2 separate regions of the Mus musculus genome follow, and region 2 is linked to region 1. The links are chromatin contacts, found by Hi-C or POLR2A ChIA-PET in ENCODE. All regions are on one chromosome and are shown on one strand. The core of a region is the stretch at or near the end of the contact, and the rest is flanking DNA. Distances in the headings are between cores, read along the strand shown. Region 1 overlaps Clic4 (chloride intracellular channel 4 (mitochondrial)). Region 2 has its middle 6.5 kb from the start of Gm30701.

Region 1 (5,095 bases), core at 1,452-3,951:
GAGCCATCTCACCAGCCCTCATTTAATTTTTAACAGAAGAAATAGAAGTAGTGTAAATTGACATGATTTTTTTTTCTTTCTGAGAGAGTTGAAACTGGCTATCACTGAGATTGAAATCCTCCTGCCTCTGCTTTCTGAGTGCTGGGTTACATGCTTGTACTACACGCCTTGTTTGCAAACTATATGCTTAGTTTTTTGTTTTTTTTTTTAATTTCATTTTTTTTTTTAATCTCTAGCTGGTCTGGAATTCATTCTGTAGACTTTATTGGCCTAGAACTCAGACATCTTGCTTCTGCCTCCCGAGTACTGGGATTAAGGGCGTGTGTTATCATGACTGACTAGTCATTTTAAGGGGCTAGTCTCCTTGTGCATTTCTTTCTAGATTCTAAGTGTCTAGCATCCTCCTTGTGTCACAGTGGGACGGTAATAAAGCTTTAAAACTTGAGTATGTCTGTGATTAGCGGGTGACTCAAGGATCATAAAGTGACTTTATCTTTCATCTTATTATAATGTTATAAACTTTTTGAAAGTGCTTAATTTACTCCCACGCAGGACACAGTAAACTGATAAAAGCCAAGATATTAAAGCTAGGATAATAGCCAGTTGTGGGTGCTGATTATGGGCCAGGCACAGTACACAGCCTTTTATACGTGTTAGCTAAGTTAATCCTCACATAAACTCTGAATTAGGCATGTCAGTTCTGTGTCATAAGTGAGGGTCAGAGAGAGCCAGTAAGTAGCAGGGCTGGGATCTGCACCAAGGTCTTTGAGAATTAATGTCGGTTTCTTTCCTTTCCTTCTCCCTACCTCTTTCTTTCTATCTAGGGGTCAATTCTTGAACCTCATCCATGGCAAACGGTGCTCGATTATGGACTGACACCCATGCACAGTAGATTGCTTGAGAAAATAGAAGGGAGTTCCGGGGTTTCCATTGCTTTGCCTCTTTGTGTTTTGGAGGCTTGGCTAATTAGTCTCTTGTAAAATACTTTAAAGAGCCTCTTTAGCAGCTTAAAGCAGGAGGCCTACTTGTAACATCACGTATTTTGATATCAGAATTGTTTTCAAGTTTAGCAATGTCAAAGTGGGCAGAGTTTTTAATAAGCCACATCCTAATTTGTCAATGTTTTTTTCCAGCCTTCTCTCTTTCCTTTCTTTACTTTTTTAAAACTCCCCCTTCAGAGGAGCCCACCCTTTGCATTGTTGATAGAAGAAAAGCAAGGAAGTTTCTTTTTGTGGAGAGAGGAAATGGCTTCGGTCAGGACTTCATCCATATTAGGTATAAACTAAATATAGCTGTGTGATCCAGGGCTGAAGTCACACTTACACAGCTTCCTAAGCAGGGCTAATGAGATCAGCCAGTACTTTTCAGTCTCCCTCCTCCCTGGCTTCTTGGTTCACTGGAAAGGCTACTCCGTTGATTAGCCCTGTGGTCTGTGTATACCTCTGCCCCTTAAAATATATCAGAACGTTTACAGGGACTCTTAAAGTAAACTTTAAAAAAACAAGTGAAACATTTTGACTTTGTCATTGTGTCACTACACCTCCTTCAAGCTGGCTTTGTAAGTTTTAAGCCTTTGTCACAGGCATCTTGACTCTGGGCTGGACTCTTGTGAGCGGCATGCTCTATGATCCCAGTGTGGCTAAGTGGCAATAAGATTTGATCTGATTGGCTGCCTATAGAGGAGGCAGAGGAATAGGAAGATGGGAGAAGCCTCCTGTTTTGGCCAGAGCACATATTGTTCTCAGATAAGAGCTCTTGAAGCTCCCCAAGGCAGTTTTTGCTCCCAGGAACTGTGTTCAGCACTTGTGGTCCTTCTTAGAGCCCTTTGCAAGCGTGCCAAGCCACCCAACCACATGAGAATGTGCGTGCCTCTAAGGGAAGCCTTGTTTCTGCTTCTGGACTATCGTTCTCAAAAAACTCTTTTTAGACAAGCTTTTTATTCTAGCCCAGGCTGGCTGGAATTCACTGTAGAGTCCAGGCTGGCCTCAAACTTATGGCAGTCCTTCAACCTCAGTCTGCCAAACGCTAGGATTTATGAGAAACCACTCTGGCCATCTAAGGCTTAACTTTCAAAGGGGAAATTTTATTTATTTATTTAGAGAGTTTTATTCTACACTTCTGGCTGACCTGGAGCTCACTGTGTGGACCACCAGGCTGACTTAAACTTTGCAGAGATTTCCTACCTTGGCTACCCAGGTGCTAGAGTCACAAGCATGTGTCACAACGCCTGGCTGCTCATGGCATCTTATGAGAAATAGCTTGGAGCAGAACTAACACTTAACGGATTTCAAGGATCTTAGGGAGTCAGTTTATGAAGCTGAAATTCTCCAAGGATCAGTTGGGATAGCTTGTGCGCCCTTCTCTGACCTCCTTGCTCCCTTAGCAGAACAAGCCCGCTTTGCTCTCTGTTCCAGCACGCACCCTTTGTGTCATTCACCCGAGTCATATCCCTTGCTGCCTTGTTCCTGTGAATTCCGGGAGTTCAGGACCAGGGTGTGGTGGTTAATCTTCACTGGACCTCAAGTCAAGGGGCCAAGAAGTTGTGTGATAGTCTGTCTTCATTGTCAATGTGGTTGGATTGTAATCACCCAGGAGACACACTTGGGGGTGCCCACGGCATTTCTAGAGAGGTGTAACTGAAGACTGAAAATCTGCCCCTGGTATAGGAGGTGCTTTCCCCAAAGGGGAAAAGGATTGCTGTGTTGCTGGCACTCATTTGCGGGCTTCCCAGTGGTGGACGCAGAGTGGCCAGGGGCTCTCCTGCCTCAGTGCTTCTCTTCTGTGGCAGACTGTAGCCCTTCTGACTGGGAGCCAAATGCACTCTTCCTTAAGCCGCTTTGTCAGTATTGCATCATGCTAACGAGGAAGTAGTGAGCCTGTTTCATCTTTTGTAGCTCCCATCTACCATGGTAGGGTAAGCGGAGATATGTGAGAACTAATTCATTAACTCAGGAAATATTTGTTAGGATTCTGGGGCAAGCTTTTATGTATAACACAGGTATAAAAATCATTCAAAGAATATTATGTCTGTTGCTGGTGTAGTGTTCCATGTTACATCATAGCAAACACCACAGATAAAAGTCTGTTGGTCTCTAAGCTTACAGCATGCAATTTGGGTTTGACCAGGAGTTTATTCTGTAGTCACTGGTCTGAACTTCATAACAGGTTAGTGAGGAGTGTTAAAGTCATATAACTGGCAGGTCAGGCTAACTCTTGCGTGTATGGTGACAGGTCTCTGCTGTCGGCTGTCAAGTGGGTGCTGTCTAGTCTGGGTTATTTTATATGCAAGGGCGTGGGCTTTGAGTGTAGACCCAGACAGAAAGCCTGGGCTGGTGTGTGTGTGTGTGTGTTTGTGTGTGTATGTGTGTGTTCCCAGTAATTAGAAGGAGGAGACAGGAGGCTCGGAAGTTATCCTTGTCTATACAGTGAAGTCGCTGCCAGCCATATAGGAGACCCTTTCTCAAAAAATGGAGTGGTGGCTGGGAGAAAGTTGACATCTGAGATTTCAGAGTCTGACTAGACAGTTAACTTCTCAAAGCTAGATGTAGTTGATTGGAAGACAAGTGTAGACGAGTTGGTCAGAGTGCTGCGTGGTCATGGGTCAGTCTGGGAAAATGGAAAACACCAGGACCGACTTTATCTGTTCAAGTGAGCTGCCTGAAGGAGCAAGGCTTTGCTGGCTGTGTGTGAAACAAGACGTGGAGGTATTGTTTGGGTTTATCTTTATCATATTTTGGGGACTTGTCTTTAAAATGGTAACTAAAAATTTTAGTAAGAATCATCCTATCTTATTCAGATTTAAAATTTTTTTAGGTGTGCTAGGGAGGCAAATAGGAATAATTAATATTAAGTTTTAATAGCTGGAGTAAAATAATTTGGCTTATAATTTTAAGGAAACACAATTTGTAATATAAAGAAAAAAATCTAAATAAAATGCCTAGACTCAAGTTTATCAAGTGACAGTATTTTACATCGGAATATCCTGACTGACCAAGCCAGCTCAGTCGGGCAACAGGTTCTCCAGGGCAGGAGCAAGGATTAAAAAGAAAAAAGACAATTAGACAACACTGAGGCATGACCCCAGCCAGTTCTAAGGCTGAAGCGGGTTTATTTTTTTCCAGTCTGCTTTTATACCACTTTAGTTTATGCAAAATAATAAGATCAGTTCTGCAAGGCAATAAACAAAATCCCCTAAACTCCTAGTCAGGATGACCAAGACAAAAGAACTGCTATGCACTCTTCTGCTGCTAGCTCTGAGCTTTGCCTTAACTCAAATGTAAATGTTTGTAATCTGAGCCTCTTTCCTGAGTCCCAGCTCACAGTCAGATTCCCACTTCTTTGTCCTGGGCCTTTGTCAAATTCCCATCCCCAAAAGCTCCCCACACATAAAGTATTTAAAAGTGTTTTAATTAACATGTTTATTAAGATTATATTTTATTAACGTTTATTAATATCATATCTTGTTGACATTTATTAACATACATGTATATGTTTTATGATGGCATCTATATGTATGTGTATATTTTGAGGGGCTGGAGAGGTGGTTCAGTGTTTTAAAGCACCCGTTGCTCATACCAAGGACCTGGGCTCAGTTGTCCCAGCACTCACGTGATGGCTCATAACCATCTGTAACTTCAGTTCCAGGGGATCGGACACCCTCTCCTGATCTCTGTGCAGTCAAAACACTGATACATATTAGATTTAAGAATTAAATATGTTTTGATCATGTTCACTCAACCCATTGCTCATTTCTGTTTCCCTCCCACTCTCTTCCCAACTGTCCCTCCGTCTAATCCATGTCTGTCTTGTAAGCCGGGGGTTGGTGTGGGGTGTGTGGCGGTGTGTGGGGGTATGGGGGGTTTCATCAGGGGGTTGCTCACCAGAGCAGGATGAGAGCTTAGATACAAGAGCTCCTTACCAGCGGCAATACTATTCTTTTTCCTCTTTTTGAGACAGGGTTTCTTTGTGTGTAGCCTTGGTTGTCCTGGAACTAGCTCTGTAGACCAGGCTGGTTTCGAACTCTCAGTCATCTGTCTGTGGCGCTGGGTTTAAAGGTGTGGGCCACCATTGCCCAGCCAGCGGCTATATTATTCTG
Region 2 (5,095 bases), core at 1,161-3,660, 38 kb before region 1:
AAGAGAGAAAGAAAGAAAGGAAGGAAGAGAGGCTAGAGAGATGGCTCAGTGGCTAAGAGTGTTTACTGCTCTCAAAGAGGACCTGAATTTGGTTCCTAGCACTCACTTCAGAGAGCCTACAACTGCCTCTAACTCTGGCTCTGGAGGTTCTGATACAGTTAACACATCCTGCAAATGTAAAAATAGTCCTTTATGTGCCAATAATAATGACTCAGGTTTAAAGTTTGAACCCATATGACCTTGGGTGGGCATCTTTCCTTCCCGTAGATATTTCCTGAAACTCTCCAAACAGAACTTGAAGCTGTTTACAGTTAAAGATAGCCTACCTTCCTGTATCCCTATGGGTTGGTTTCTACCTCATCAATCTTAATCCTGTCAGATGCTGCCTTGGGAACCACCCAGTGACCTCACCTAGGTTTCTTAGCAACCAAAACCCTACAACATCCTACACATGACCATTGAAAAACACCAGGGGCTGGGATACCCCCCCCATGAGGTGCCTGGGCCCTCGCTTGCTCTGTCTTATTCTTCCTTGAAAGTCCCAGACTCTTGGTCTCCGGTGTGTCTCCCATCCTCTGAGTGTCTCTCTTTCTCCCAACCCTCAGGCTTCAAATATCTCATTAAAATCTCTTTGCTTCATATTAGCTAGTCCTGAGATTCCTTTTAGCACCAGAGCCGTCCATTCCGGTTTCCTTGAGTCAAGGTGCCTAGAAAACTACTCTGACTGCTGCGGGTGACAGTGGAGAGCAGGGAACAGTCTCAAGGAGATGCCGCGTGTGGGGATTGATGGACACAGTGTCTCAATCGAAGCCCGAGGAACCTTATGTCTCCTGCTCTGAGCTTTGATCCAAGAGTAGTGGATATTGGTGGCTGCCATCAACATCTTGGAGACAAAGTGTCCTGGAGCTTGCAAAAGAGAGAGAGAGAGAGAGAGAGAGAGAGAGAGAGAGAGAGAGAGAGAGAGAGAGAGACTAAGCAGGGTTTGTTAGCTCAAACCTGCAATCTCTGCATTTGGGAAGGCTGTGAGACAGGAGGATGTTTGAGAGTCTGCGGCCATTAGAGCAAACTTCAGGACGGCCTGTAGTACAGAGTGAGAGTCTGCATCAATACCAAACCAAACCAAAAAGTAACAGATTGGCCATGTGGGCAGAGGCAGGAGGATCTCTGAGTTTCAGAGTCAATTCCAGGACAGCCATGGCTACGCAGAGAAACTCTGTCTTGAAAAAAAAAAGTAAAGAACAAAAACCTAAAATACAAAAAAGAAGAAGAAGAAAAAGGAGGGGAGGGGAGGGGAGGAGAAAAATCAGTCTCTACACCAGCCGCTTATGATTGGGTGAGCTCAGTCATGTGGTCTACCCTGGACCAATGACAGTGCCTGAAACCTCTGGAGCCCAAAGATGGGTAGGAGTGAGCCCACCCCACTTCCCCATAGAGGGCTGGAGGGAGGGGGAGTTTGTTGGGAAGCCCCAAGGGGCCTGTGGATGGAGCTTTGAGAGCTAGTGACCCTTGTGGGCTGGAGCTAGGGTGGGAAGAACCTCGAGTTACACAAACAACTTAAGCGGCAAGGAGCTGCCCTGCACTCTGTGCTGTGGATCCCCGGAGGAAGTGGTTTATTTGGACTGAGGGTGGAGGTGTGTTTGCCAGAGATCCCTGGAGGCCTGAAACCTGAAACCTGAGAAAGACACGGAGCGTGGAGCGGCAGGGGGAGTATGGGAACAGGGTCAGAGGGGACAGCATGAGCAAAGGTCTATGGGCTTCAAACGCCAAGGCAGCGGGGAGTCTAGAAGTTGACGCCAGCCTCAGAGCCAGAATTGAAGCTGGGGCGTGGCTCAGCTAGAAGCGTGCTTGCCTAGAAGCCCTGGGTTCAATCTCTAGCACCTCATATGACAGGGGTGTGTACAGGAGGATCAGAAATTCAATGACGTCTTCATTTTCAGGTGAATTTAAAGCTAGCCTGAGATATCCCCGTGAGCTGTCTTAAAACAAGACTCGAGAGAACTTCAGTTTATATGCTAAGGGGTGTAGCCCAAAGATAGAGTACCTGTACTGCTACGCAAAAATTCCTGAGTTCTATCATCCTTGCTGTCACCTCCATGTGAGAGGGGAGAGGGTAACAACAGGGAACATGGCTGAATAAGTCCTGTGACAGCTTTATCTACTTGGGAAAACTGTTATTCCCCATAGAGACAGGAAGGTTAGGTGATTTTTCTCAGCTACACATTGGGTGGAGCTGAGCTTCAAATCCGGGTGGCTCCAGGGGGACTCAGGTCCCCACCTTGGCAGTAGGAAGGAGAGAGTACTTAGTTGCTCACACCAGGCGGGGACACATCCGGTACACAAGGAAAGAACGCCCCAGTTTGTCTCTGAGAGCTGAGAAGAAGTAAGAGAGATGTGTAGGCAAATCTAAGACGCTGGAGATAGTGGCTCAGAATCGCTCATTGTTTCAGATACCAGGCCAGCAGGAGGGGGCTGTAGAGGCTCAGCTCAAGAATGTCAGCTGTGACTGGTGTGGCAGCTTGGCCTCAAGAACAGATTTTACTTTCCCATGAACTTGTCCTCAAGAAAAAAACAAGAAAATTCATTGTTGATAGCCCTCTGGGGGCTGGGGAGGTGGCTCAGTGGGCAAGCACTAGGACCTGAGTTCGAATCCCCAGCGCACACATAAAAAGTCAGCCTGATGGTGGGCACAGCACGGACAGGTGAGTCCCTGGAGCTCATTGGCTGGCCAGCTTAGCCAATCTGTGAGCTCTAGGTGCAGGGAGAGCTTTTCTCTCAGAAAATAAGATGGAAAGCTGGCAAGATGGCTTAGCAGGTAAAGACACTTGCTGCCAACCTGTATGACCTGGGTTCCACCCCCCAAAACTCACATGGTGGAAGGAAGAACAGGCTCCTTTTGGCCTCCTCAGGGGTACCATGTCAGGTATGTGTGCAGACACTCAAGTGGAAACTTAAGGGTTCTTTGGAAAGTCGATTGGATGGTGGTTTGCTGGGGCAAACACGTGAAGGAACATTTCGTTAAAGTGGACACAGGTGTGAAAGGCTAAGGCAGACTCGGGGAGGAACGTTTCGCTGAAGCAGACACAGGAGACAGGATGTTCAGCTAAGGCAAGCACATGAAAGGACACGTGATGAAGGACTCTTTGCTGACAACATGAACTTATTGGTCCGCCTTACATTGCATAGTTGAGCTGCATTTGTCAGGACACCATAGAGAAAAACACACCCAAAAACTTATGGTGTGTGCTGCAGTTTCTTGCCTCCGCTTCCATACACTTGGGCTGACTGGCAGAGTGATGTCAGCTGAGGCAAGGCCTGTGCTGAGTCAAGGGAGGTGTAGGAGAACTTCTGGTGTCCTTCCAGGTCCCCCCTGCTGACTTGAGCGGAGGCTGAGGCCTGGCTGTCTCTGCTAGGTCATGCCGCTGCTATTGCTAACCTGATTCTACTGAGCTGGACTGCTGGTGTATCTGTGAGGTGTGTGTGAGTGGGTTGAGCTGTTGCTGCCTGCTAACCTATGAACTGAACTGCCGATTTCCAGACCACACAGAAGGGATTTGCTCCAAAGAACCTTTCTAAACAGGCCCACTTCCCCCATATCCTTTCTTTCCCACTACCTCTGGTGGGTGGTGGGCTAAAAGGGAAGTTAAAGCATTTAAGAACCATCATTAAGATTCAGCCGGTGGTCCGGGGAGACATACCTTCCACCTTAGACCATGGCCAAATTCATCTGCCACTTTGAGGAGAAGGCACCGTTGATGGTGGCCTTTGCCATGACTTACCTCGATTGGTCACATTTTGGCACTACGCCAAGGTTGCGATGGTTCCCCCCAACCCCTGGTGAAATCCCTATAGCTATTCAGAGTGTGAAAAAAATCATTCAAAGTGCTAAAACTGGTAGCTTCAAACACCTTACAGTGAAGGAAGCTGTGCTGAACGGTTTGGTGGCCACTAAGGTGTGGATGTGGTTTTATATCAGAGAGTTCATAGGCAAACGTGGCATTCATTGTTCGCTATGATGTCTGAAAACCAACCTTTAACTTCCGATTTGAGTTCTTATTTGAATGTTCTTGGACCATGTGTAACGGAACTGCTATCTGAATAAAATACTAGTTGTTGAAAAACAAACACACAAAAAAGAACCATCATTAAAAATAGGATTTGAGGGCTGGTGAGATGGCTCAGTGGGTAAGAGTACCTGACTGCTCTTCCAAAGGTCCAGTGTTCAAGTCCCAGCAACCACATGGTGGCTCACAACCATCCGTAACAAGATCTGAGGCTCTCTTCTGGTGTGTCTGAAGATAGCTACAGTGTACTTACATATAATAAATAAATAAATAAATCTTTAAAAAAAAATAGGATTTGAGCCAGGCAGTGTTGGCACATGCCTTTAATCCCAGCACTTGGGAGGCAGAGGCAGGTGGATTTCTGAGTTCGAGGCCAGCCTAGTCTACAGAGTGAGTTCAGGACAGCCAGGGCAACACAGAGAAACCCTGTCTCGAAAAAAAAAAATGAATTTGAAAAAAGTTAAAATTACACACAAACGCAAGTTAATAGATGTAATAATAATTAATATTAACATCAATATTAATATTTTATGTGTTATTATATATTATGTACAATTGATAATATAATTACTACTACTATTAATAGACATCTCAAAAAACAAGAAACTAAATAAATAAAAAATATGGATATTGAGTAGACACCTGATGTTGACCTCTGACCTCCCCACCTAGGTACACACAAATGCACCTCACACATACATTCCCAGCGCACAAACACACATGCAAGCAAGCAGATCCTCTGTGACTATATGTACACTAACCTAAGCATGTATGCATAGAATGTCTTTGTTTTGTTTTGTTTTTGAGACAGAATCTCACATTGTGGGATCCAGCTGCCTCTGCCTCCTAAGGACTGGGACTAAAGATGTGCACCAGCATGTCTTGCCAAGACTGTTTTGTTTTTAGTTTTTTTTAATTAATTAATTTTATGTATATGAGCACACTATCACTGTCTTCAGACACACCAGAAGATCCCATTACAGATGGTTGTGAGCCACCATGTGTTTGCTGGGAGTTGAACTCAGGACCTCTGG

What was found. Hi-C counts contacts between places; a loop is a spot of excess contacts on that map. ChIA-PET counts read pairs that join two places held with the same protein, here RNA polymerase II (POLR2A).
Region 2: POLR2A ChIA-PET joins it to region 1 with 10 read pairs in embryonic stem cell. The contact joins two enhancer-like sites. A Hi-C loop is called at or near these places in 1 of 37 maps with a recorded cell type or tissue (T-helper 2 cell). POLR2A ChIA-PET finds 5 or more read pairs at or near these places in 4 of 5 experiments (Patski and embryonic stem cell).

Annotation. Positions count from the first base shown.
Region 1 is chr4:135,251,182-135,256,276 of GRCm38, reverse strand. The region is part of intron 1 of Clic4 (chloride intracellular channel 4 (mitochondrial)); the gene reads left to right. Among named protein-coding and RNA genes, the nearest start is that of Clic4, 19 kb to the left of the region's middle. RefSeq lists an enhancer at 127-2,810. Within about 2 kb of position 2,701, at least 1 of the 3 ENCODE cell types and tissues checked has a DNase peak (open chromatin) inside an H3K27ac peak, as active enhancers do.
Region 2 is chr4:135,289,291-135,294,385 of GRCm38, reverse strand. It overlaps the pseudogene Gm12983. Among named protein-coding and RNA genes, the nearest start is that of Gm30701, 6.5 kb to the left of the region's middle. Within about 2 kb of position 2,410, at least 1 of the 3 ENCODE cell types and tissues checked has a DNase peak (open chromatin) inside an H3K27ac peak, as active enhancers do.